Linked DNA regions of Homo sapiens: region 2 is linked to region 1. Evidence: chromatin loops called from intact Hi-C (ENCODE). Cell type or tissue: adrenal gland. All regions are shown on one strand. Links, peaks and the distances in the headings refer to the core of each region. The heading gives the core; the rest is flanking DNA.

Region 1 (5,376 bases), core at 124-5,123:
ACTAGTCAAAACTTGAGAGGGGCAATGGAGAGGGGGAAGGAGGGCAGTGACAGCTGATTATAGTCAGTGCTTATGAAGTACTTACACCACACCAGGTACTATTTCCAGCATGTCCCTGTAATGTAACTGCCCAACAGGTTCACCTTCCCCATTGCCTAGACAGAGCTGATTTATCAAGACAGGAATTGAGATAAAGTAATTTGGCTGTACGGGAGACGGGAGTTTTATTATTACTCAAATCAGTCTCCCTGAGCGTTCAGGGATGAGAGTTTTTAAGGACAACTTGGTGGGTTGGGGGAAGCCAGTGAGCCAGGAGTGCTGATTGGTCAGGTCAGAGATGAAATCATAGGAAGTCAAAGCTGTCTTCTTGCACTGAGTCAGTTCCTGGGGTGGGGGCCACAAGATCAGATGAGCCAGTTTATTAATCTGGGTGGTACCAGCTGATCCATCAAGAGCAGGGTCTGGGCCAGGCGTGGTGGCTCACGCCTGTAATCCCAGCACTTCGGGAGGCTGAGGTGGGTGGATCACCTGAGGTCAGGAGTCCAACACCAGCCTGGCCAACACGGTAAAACGCTGTCTCTAAAAATACAAAAAAATTAGCCGGGCATGGTGGTGCACATCTGTAATCCCAGCTACTTGGGAGGCTGAGGCAGGAGAATTGCTTGAACCCGGGAGGCGGAGGTTGCAGTGAGCTGAGATGGTGCCATGGCACTCCAGCCTGTGCGACAGAGCAAGACTCCATGTCAGGGGAAAAAAAAAAAAAAAAAAAAAGCAGGGTTTGCAAAATATCTCAAGCACTGGTCTTAGGTTTTACAATAGTGATTTTATCCCCAGGAGCAATTTGGGGAGAGTCAGAATCTTGTAGCCTCCAGCTGCATGATTCCTAAACCACAATCCCAATCTTGTGGCTAATTTGTTAGTCCTATGAAGGCAATCTAGTCCCCAGGCAAGAAGGTGGTTTTGGGAAAGGGCTGTTGTTGTCTTTGTTTTAAACTGTAAGTTCCTCCCAAAGTTAGTTCAGTCTACATCCAGAAATGAGCAAGAGCAGCTTGGAGGTTAGAAGCAAGATGGAGTTGGTTAGGTCAGATCTCTTCACTGTCTTCTAACACATCTGCTTCACCGTCTTATAACAGTGAAAGGCATCTGAAAGGTTTGTTTCAGATGTTTTTCACTGTTCACCTTTCAGATGTCTTTCACTGTTATAGTTTTGCAATGGCGATTTCAGTATTTCGCCCCATTCTATCCTATAGCAGTCCTACGAGATAGGTACTATTATTAACCCCACTTTATAGATGGGTACGATGAGGCTCTGGGAGGTCTGGTAACAGCTAGTCAGTGGCAGGGCCAGATTCGGACCTGGATAGTTGGCTGTAGGGTCTGTGGCTGAACCAGTCCATGCTGTGGCCTCTTACAAGATGTAGGGGTAGGGAGGCAAGCAGGGAAGATGCAGATCACACAGATGGGGGCAGCCTCTTCAGGAGTTCTGAGTCTTATCCCAAGAACAGTGGGAAGCCATGGGAGGTCCTGAAGCAGGGAGGTTAGTATTTCAGAAAATGAGTGGGGCTGTGTGTGAGATGTAGATAGAAGGGGTGCAAACCTGGAAATAGCCCCATTAGAAGCTGTGGATTTCTGGTGAGGATTGGTGCTGTCCAGCAATAATGCAGTGGCTCTGGACAGACACAGAGACACACAAATGGAATCAGATGCTCAGGAGGAGGACACCACAAGTCACGTGGATGGGAGGGATAGTAAGATGAGGGTGGGGTCAAAGATATCAGTTGGGGATGACTGTGCAGATGCCTGGAGGCAGGTGCTTTCCTAGAGAAGACAGGAGGAGGAGCAGCTTCCCAGCACACCGGGAGGGTAGGGACCCCCTGTTTTTCATGGCTGTACAGTCCCAGGGTGACAGGTCTGCACCAGGAAGGACCTAGGACTCTGCCAGATTCTCCCCTTGCCCAGGAAGAAGTGAGACTGTTCCCGAGCAGAGCTTCTTAGACAATGGCCAGGGACAGAGAACACCCATCCTTGGGCTTTTTGGCTGAGTGGGTCACCCAGTTTGAAAGTGGTTGCGTTGGGTGATGACTGAGGTGCTGCCCCTGTGGCATTGCTGTAGGGAGTCTAGCAGAGAAAGCTGCAGGCTAGCAACTTGCCCCGTGCTCACTCTCCTATAGCTCAGACTTGCCAACCCTGGAATCATCTTGCCAAGAGCAGTCGTTCTTAGCTTTTGGAGTTTGTAAAAATCCCCAGGGAGTTTTCTAAAAGTGTGCATTCTTGGGCTCAGGAATAAGGGGCATCTTTGGCTGTATTTGGAAAAACACGGCCCCAGAGGGAAGGTAATGGCCAGGAGGAGATCGGAGTCAGAGATGCTGCCCTGCTGGGTGGAAGTGCTTATCATGGCATCAGTTCAGGGTTCTAGACCTGCAAGCCAGCACCTCTCCCTGTGTCTGGGTGGCAGGCTTGTCTTGATGAGTTAGGAGGGGACACAGACTCCAAGGCCCTCCTCTGGTGCTGTTGACTGGAGTTCTTGTCTTGCTCAGCTGTGCCTCCCCTGCCAGGCTTCTCAGCATCCCTTGGCCACTGTGGGGCATGGGGTGGGCCGCAGAGGCAGGGGATGGGGCTACCCACTGCCATTAATAGGAGGAGGCAGGGCAAGTCTCTCCAGCAGGGAGAATGAAGAACCACCACAGCTGTCTGCAAGGCAAGGTGAAGGCCTGTCGGGAGAGATAGAACATCAGTCTTCACTGCAGACATCGGCCGTGCTAGACACCTATCTGCTTAAGGATGATAATGAAATTAATCCGGCCTGTAGTCACTTCCCGTCCAAATGATTTATTGGCCTCATACCCCAGTGTTGCTGCATGGTGGTAATAAATGACAAGCCTAGGACATGAAGGCTTAAAGGATTCTCCTTATGTTTAAAAAGCTAAGCCATAAGGCAAATAAACCAGAGAGCCTGAAGGAAACGGGAGGTCATTGGGCTCCATGTTCTCTATGCCTGGACCATCTCAAAAGCCCTGTTTTTTAAAGGCTGCTTGGAGAAAATCATCCCCCACCACCCTCAGCCACCTACATCTATATTTGATTAAGCAGCGCCTCCGCAGACTCAACATTTGGGAGTAATTTGACAGGGCTGGGCTGAAGTTTGCTTTTACCCTTTTGTTAAAGAAAAAATTTTCTCTTGAGCACTAGCATTTCCCTCCAAAGAGACAAGATGCTAATTATCACTCTTATTCATTTACTAAAGCACCCTAGTTTGAGTCACTGTATGTGCTTAAAAGCAAAAAAAAAAAAAAAAAAAAAAAAAATTCATTTAAAAATAGGGTCTAATTCAGAGTTTTAAGTGAATCAGACTCACCTCCCTCCAATTAGTCCACATTAGTTAGGTTTTAAAGTTAATCTGTAGTGACGGCCAGTTCCTCCTACTATCTAAACAAAGTCCCTGCTGTTGGAGAGCCAGCCTGTTTCTTCTTTCCTTGTCTGTCCTTAGGGCAAACAGAGTGTAGCTGGTCTCGTCTGAATGATTTACTCTCAGCACATTTGAAGAACAGGTTTCTAGAGGGGATTTGAGGGCATGACAAAAATATAGCATCTCATGGACTAGATGCAGCCCCCAGAGCCCCACATTGCTGGCAGGGCCCTGTCACCTACTGGCTGACACCCTTGGCAACCCCCAGCACCGGGGAATTGCTTTCCATGACAATAACCATGGCAGCCAGTGCCTGGCACTGCTCACATGCATTAGTTCAATTAATGTCCACAAAAACCCTGGGAGGCAGGTGCTTTCCTTACTCCCATTTTCCATCTGATGAACACAGAGGAGGGTGCATTTCTGTTCCAGTGTCATTCTGTCCTGTGCAGACAAAGGGTTAAGCGTGTCTTTACACATGAAGCCAGAGGAGTCTTTCTCCCCTATAATTAAACCCTCCCGGTGCGCTTCCTTAACTGGATGTCATTCTGTGTGCGTTGACTATGAAGGGGACTGTGCTTTGCTCTGGTGCCAACAGGGTCTGGGGCATGTGCACCTGCATGTTCAGGGAGTGGGGCACACTCGTCCCCTAGGACTGTGGCAGGGTGGTTTCTCTGGAGTCCAGCCTTCTTCCTCTCACTCGCACCCTGCTGTGACCTTTGGCTGGGCCGAGTTATTGCACCCGCACCCTGCTATGGAGTAGTGGCGAGTGTGCAGGACAGGTGTTGGGCAGGAAATTTTCTCTAAAGATTACACTTCGAGTTCTGAGCTGCAAGGTTTTGAGAGGCAGAAATGTTGTTTAACCGCTTTCATTAACAGATGTGTACTAATGCAGAAGTGGTCACTGCTAACAAATTTGTAATTCAAAAGATATTTAAAGCTCATAGGAATGCCCCAAAGGGTCTGTTAAGTAAGGTCAGCAATGCTTCTGGTCAAGTCCATCATCTGTGACACTAAAAGGGACTGGACAATCGCTAAAGGTCTGTTGCAGTGTGAATGTCTTTAGATATTCATTTAACAAACACGTATAATGCTTCTTGTGTACTGGGTACTGTTCTAGGGCTTTGACCAACAGCAGCTCTTTCCGTCTTCTTTACCGCTCCATGAGGTGAATACTATCAGCCCCATTCTGAGGCCCAGGGAGGCTAAGAAACTTGGCCAGAGTCACAGAGTTCCTTCACTGATGCCTCAAGGCTTGAAAGCAGGCGAAATAACCACTCTAGAGACTGTGGCTCTGCGCAGGGCCTGAGGGATACCTTCCCCCAGATCCAGGCTTTCAGCCCATGCTCCTAACCTCCGAGGCAGCCTGGCTAGAGAGCTGGGCCTGATTGAGGAGAAATCCTGGTAGTTACATTCTCTGATGTCAAATTCATAAAGGGTAACTTCTCTTAAAATCCCAGGGTGAATCTCGTGTCTGTGAGTTTATCAAAATGCTTCCCTACTTCTACTTTAACCCTCTTTTTGGCCAGCAGTCCGTGAAGATGACAGTTACCTTCATCCAAAGGGGGCCTCTCTCAGGCATCTGGGCTCTGACAACTCCAACCCAACAGGATCACTCTTGAGTCTTAAGTGTTCAGGTCTTCGCAGTTTCCCACACATTCTTGGTGGCCCAACTCCCTCAGGAGGAAGACAGTCTCAGGGCTATCACTAATAGGCCGCAGAAGGAGCTGGCTAGTGGCCTGGAGGTTAATTTCAAGTAAACAAGAGAGAAGCAGGAGCCCTGTGGCATTTTCTCTGGTTTCCAGCATCCTGTAAGCCCTCCCCTGGATGTCCAGAACCTTCTGTGTGATTTGACCAGCCTGTGGAGGATGTTCTGACGGCCCCTTCCAATGCACTGGTGAACCCCTGTGCTGAAGGACTCAGCAAGGTTATCCCTCAAGCCCTGAGAAACAAGATTTTGTTTTCATCAG
Region 2 (5,376 bases), core at 174-5,173, 240 kb after region 1:
TTGGGTTTTTCTTTTTTTTTTTTTTTTTGAGACAGAGTCTCACTCTGTCACCCAAGCTGGAGTGTAATGGCATGATCTCAGCTCGCTGCAGCCTCTGCCTCCTGGGTTCAAGCGATTCTCCTGCCTCAACCTCCTGGGTAGCTGGGACTACAGGTGCGCACCACTACGCCCAGCTAATTTTCATATTTTTAGTAGAGACAGGGTTTCACCATGTTGGCAAGGTGGGTCTCGAACTCCTGACTTAAGTGATCCTCCCGCCTTGGCCTCCCAAAGTGCTGGGATTACAAGCGTGAGCCACCATGCCCAGCCTAGTTTGTACTTTTTTTTGCCACAGGTTTGGAATCAGTCATTTATCCAAGAAGCTCTGGTTTTCTTTTAGTGAAAAGTGTAATTTCTTTATCACAAGCTGGGCTCCAGGGATGCCCTATGTTACTTGGTAGACTTGTCAATATATGGGGGCTATTTTAGTAAACAGAACTAGAGAATATATTTTGAAGGTAAAAAACATTTCATGACTTGACAGCGATATTTCTAATTCACACTCAAGTCTACAGTGCTATGCCTTAACATTTTTTTTGTTTGTGTTTCTTATAGAGAGAGTGTCTCGCTATGTTGCCCTGGCTGGTCTTGAACTCCTGAGCTCAAATAATCCTCTCGCCTCAGCCTCCCAAAGTGGTAGAATTACAGGCATGAGCCACCATGCCTGGGCCCTTAACTTCTTTTATATTGTCTCTGCAACTCCTTCTTCCACACCAAGAATCCTGGTTCTGGTTCTTAGAACAGGAGAAGTGATGGAATATTCCATAACTGCTCATTTACTTTATCCTACATTATATACAGAAGAGTTTCAAAATAACAATACTTACAATAACCATTACAAATTATGACTACTGACATTTTTTTAAACTTTTTCATACCTTATTCCCACTCTTGCCTCATTTTTTAAAGTTATACTCGATCTACATTGTCAAGGCACATAATCATCACATATTATTCTTTCCCTTTTTACTCTCATTTAGTCTTCATCTACAAGTACCTATATATTTAATACTTACCATCAGTCCTTATACCAGAGACTGTCTAGTCACTTTGGTTGTCTAAAGCTTATTCTGTAACAGGTTCCTCAGGAAGTACGCATAGGAACAATATTCCCTGAGTTTTTGCATGTTCATAACAGCTTCTCTGTGCCCTTTATACTTAAAGAGTTATATGTCTTTCCTTGAGAGTCCTAAGTGTGCTATTCCATTTTCTTCTGACACCAAAAGTCTAATAATAATCAAAAAGTCTAATAAAAATCTTCCTTCCCTTATAACCTCATGTTGTTTTTGCCTAGATACTTAAAGATTTTTTTTCCTTTTTCTTTAAAATCCAGAAATTTTACTAGAATATGTCTTAGTATTGGTCATTCAGGTTCACTATTCTCATATGGAAGTCCCCTTCCATCCTCCCTTCTTCTTTCTTTCTTTCCTTCTTTCCTTCCTTCCTTCCTTCCTTCCTTTCCTTCCTCTCTCTCTCTCTCTCTCTCTCTCTCTCTCTTTCTCTTTCTTTCTTGATAAAATCTCACTCTGTTGCCCAGGCTGGAGTGCAGTGGCATGATCTTGGCTCACTGCAACCTCTGCCTCCCAGGTTCAAGCAATTCTCCTGCCTCAGCCTCCCAAGTAGCTGAGATTACAGGCATGCACCACCACACTCAGCTAATTTTCATATCTTTAGGAGAGATGGGGTTTCACCATGTTGGCCAGGTGGGCTCAAACTCTTGACCTCAGAAGATTCACCTGCCTTGGCCTCCCAAAGTGCTAGGATTCCAGGCGTGAGCCACCGCGCCCAGCCCATAGTCTCTTTTAATACGTACCTTCAAATCTATTTTATTTAAAATTTCTTTCTTGAATTATAACACTTAATATTTGATTTTCTTGCTTTGGTTTTCTTATTCAGACACTTTTGTTATCCACATGTTGGTTCTTTGCCTATATTCATTCAATAGCTGTATTGTTCCTCAATCTTTCTCTCTCTCTTAGGTTCTTTTTGATTTTTTAAATATTTTCCTTACTTTTACCTTCTGTTTCTCTTAAGGCATTGTCTCCTATGTTTATTTACTGGGTCCCTTATAGTTGAGTCTTCATTTATTTTATTTTTATATTTTTCTTGAGTTCTGTCACTTCACTTCTGAGTTTTCCTAATTCTGATTATGTTGTTCTTTCATGTTTTGTATCATTTTCTTAATGTCTTCCAGCTTATTTTGAAATAGAGCATTATAGTTGCATTTTTCTTTTTAAAGCAAATCTTTCTGATCTGCTTTCATTACCTGTAGGGATATTATTTTGCTCTATTCTCATTTTCCTTACAATAACTTTGCATGAGGTTTGACCGCAATACTTTATTGTTGCTTATTTTTATATGGATTTAGGTTTCTTGAGCTTTTAGATTGAGGCTTTGTTCAGAATAACTGTTACAACTTTACAAAATTACCTATTCTGCTGTGTTTCATGTAGTGCAAAAAAAAAAAAAAAAGCAGCTTGCTTTATAAGGTTTCCTGGAGATTCTCATCACTTTTGTCTACCTTCTTTCCTTCATCTCTGTAATGCCTATTCTGTTCAATTTTAATTCTAGTCCCAGTAGTATCTTTAGGGAACAAACCTGTCCTAAAAGAGATTCCTACCTGGTGGGTTTTGAGAGTTCACAGGGGCCGGACTTCTCCATACCTTTCAGACCTCACTGAAGGGCTCCCCACTGCTCTCACCAGCAAATTGGAATAGGCAAAACCGTTTCAGCTACTCTTCCAAAATTGGCCTGCTGAGCCTTCCAGTGAATACCTGTAGTATATTTTAGGGGTTTCCTGTTCTCAGGTTTGTTAAATGCCTCATTACTCTCCTCTGCTTTCTCCTGCCCAGATGAGGATGCCATGCAGGTCTTGTGACTATCAATTATTTATTCTTGCCTGCTTCTATTTTCAGGGTTCAAAGGGATACCTTCTCATTTGGTTTGGTTGGAAATGTCTGCAGATTTTTGGTTTTGCTATGAGCTTGTTCCGGCTATTTTTATGTGAGAATTAGGAAAGTTTCAAGAGCAATTCTGCCACCACCATTCCAACTTCCCAAACCCACGTTTTCACTCTAGAGCCCATGTTGAAGGGGCAGGACTACATAGGGGAAGCTCTTTTTGTGGTAAAGGGAGAAATGCAACAGAACAAACTTGACACCAGAGGATGTTTAAACCTCTGTGTGCAGCACACATTTGTTAACTTTCCACTGGCCAAAAACAGCCACAAGGCCAACCACCACATCAATATGCAAGAAAATAGACTCTTCTTCTAGTGGGAGGAACTACAAAATCATGAAAACAGCACGGATATAGGCAGCAACAAGGAATTGAGAATAATGATTCAGTACTCCACACCAACCAACTGCATCTGCCCCAAAGCCATTTTCTAAGTCTTGCTAAATTATTTTCCAGAAATGGTTTGTTAATTAGACTTCCACCCATACATAAGAGAGTGCCCTTCATTACTGAACATTTTTTAATTGCTAATTTAAACTGTTAATTTAATAAGTAAAAAATATCTTAGTGTCATTTAATGTTTAAATTGCACCTCTTTTTTTTTGTGTGAGCTTTAATACTTTTACATTCACTTATTAGTTATTTGTCTTTCTTCCTTAATGACTTGACTGCTTATGTCTTTTATTCATTTCATTGTGGCAGTTGGTGTTTTTCCTTTTAATTTACAAGACTTCATTTCATATTAAAGATTTTCATCTTTATTGTTCCTATTTCTTACACATATTTACTCCAATTTGTCATTTCTCTTTTGTATCATTTTTCTAATTCTGCATAACAAATCCCCTTAAAACTTAGTGTTCTAAACAACAACAAAAAAGTTACTATTGCTTACAAGTCAATGGAGCAGCAGGCCATATCTGATAACTTGGATCAGGCTTGGCTGATCTCAGCTGGGCTCATTCACGTGCGTGGGTCAGCTAGTGCCATGGCTGGGGAAAGGTTGGTCTAAGATGGTCTCACTCACACGCTGGCTGTTGGCTTGCTGTCCACTGGTGCAATGGGGATTAGTGGACCCTGTTACTACCATACCTTTTGATTGAATTTGTGTTGTTTTTGGTATACATTTAAAATTTTGATATATTCAAATTTGTCATTTTTTCCTATGTGATTTCTTTATCGTTTTTATATTTGTAAAATTCTTTCCCAGTCCCCAAGGTCTGATAAATATGTACTTAAGTTTTCTTTTACGATTTCATTCTTTTATATTTCATTCTTTTATCTCTTATACCTCTCTTTTATCCATCAGAAATTGAGGGATGTGAAGCATAAGAGAGAAAAAGTGGTATCTTTTCCTCACCCATTGCTAGGTTCATGGCTGACACTCTCATAACAAAAGATGCATTAACAAGAGAGAAGCATAATTTTTTTTTTTTTTTTTTTTTTTGAGATAGGGTCTCACTCTGTCACCCAGGCTTAAGTGCAGTGACGAGATCATGGCTCACTGAAGCCTCCACCTACTGGGCTCAAGCAATCTTCCCACCTCAGCCTCCCAAGTAGCTGGGACTACAGGTATGTGCCACCGCATCCAGCAAATTTTTGTTTCTGTTTTTGAGACAAGGTGTTGCTCTGTTGCCCAGGCTGAAGTGCAGTGGTATAATCTTGGCTCACTGCAACCTCCACCTCCTGGGTTCAAGTGATTTTCCTGCTTCAGCCTCCCAAGTAGCTGGGATTATAGGCACAAGCCACCACGCCCAGCTACCTTTTTTGTATTTTTAGTAGAGACAGAGTTTCAACATGCCGGCCAAGCTGGTCTCAAACTCCTGACCTCAAGTGATCCACCCACCTTGGCCTCTCAAAGTGCTGGGATTACAGCACGTGAGCCACCACGCTTGGCCAAATTTTTGTATTTTTTTTTTTTTTTATAGAGACAGAGTTTTGCCATTTTATCCAGGATGGTCTTGAACTCCTGGGCTCAAGCGATCCTCCCATCTCAGCCTCCCAAAGTGATGGGATTACAGGCATGAGCCACTATACACAGCCAGCAGAACATATTTATTTAATATAAATGTTATGTAACACAGGAGCCTTCAGAAATAAAAACCTGAAGAATTAGGAATATTTGTGTATTTGTATGGACAGTCGTGCAGAAGTATGATTGGAGGACAATCTAATGGTAAAAAACTGGGGAGGGCCAGGCACAGTGGCTCACACCTGTAATCCCAGCACTCTGGGAGGCCGAGGCGGGTGGATTACCTGAGGTCAGGTGTTCAAGACCAGCCTGGTCAACATGGTGAAACCCCGTCTCTACTAATAATACAAAAATTAGCCAGGCATAGTGGTGCATGCCTGTAATCCCAGCTACTTGGGAGGTTGAGGAAG

What was found. Peaks named below come from ENCODE experiments on the same cell type or tissue, not always from the same donor. Only the 100,000 strongest peaks of a DNase experiment are listed, where the experiment ranks them.
Region 2: it touches region 1 in a loop (2.2-fold over the local background); 3 of 110 quality-filtered maps call a loop at or near these places.

Annotation. Positions count from the first base shown.
Region 1 is chr12:94,283,338-94,288,713 of GRCh38, forward strand. The region is part of intron 23 of PLXNC1 (plexin C1); the gene reads left to right. It also overlaps a transcript of CEP83 not described here. Among named protein-coding and RNA genes, the nearest start is that of PLXNC1-AS1, 110 kb to the left of the region's middle. In adrenal gland, for the core only: no CTCF peak of the experiment used is centred there; DNase peaks (open chromatin) are centred at 1,944, 2,344 and 3,834.
Region 2 is chr12:94,522,876-94,528,251 of GRCh38, forward strand. All of the region lies in intron 2 of LOC102724960 (a long non-coding RNA gene), which reads left to right. Among named protein-coding and RNA genes, the nearest start is that of LNCHR1, 29 kb to the left of the region's middle. In adrenal gland, for the core only: no CTCF peak of the experiment used is centred there; no DNase peak of the experiment used is centred there.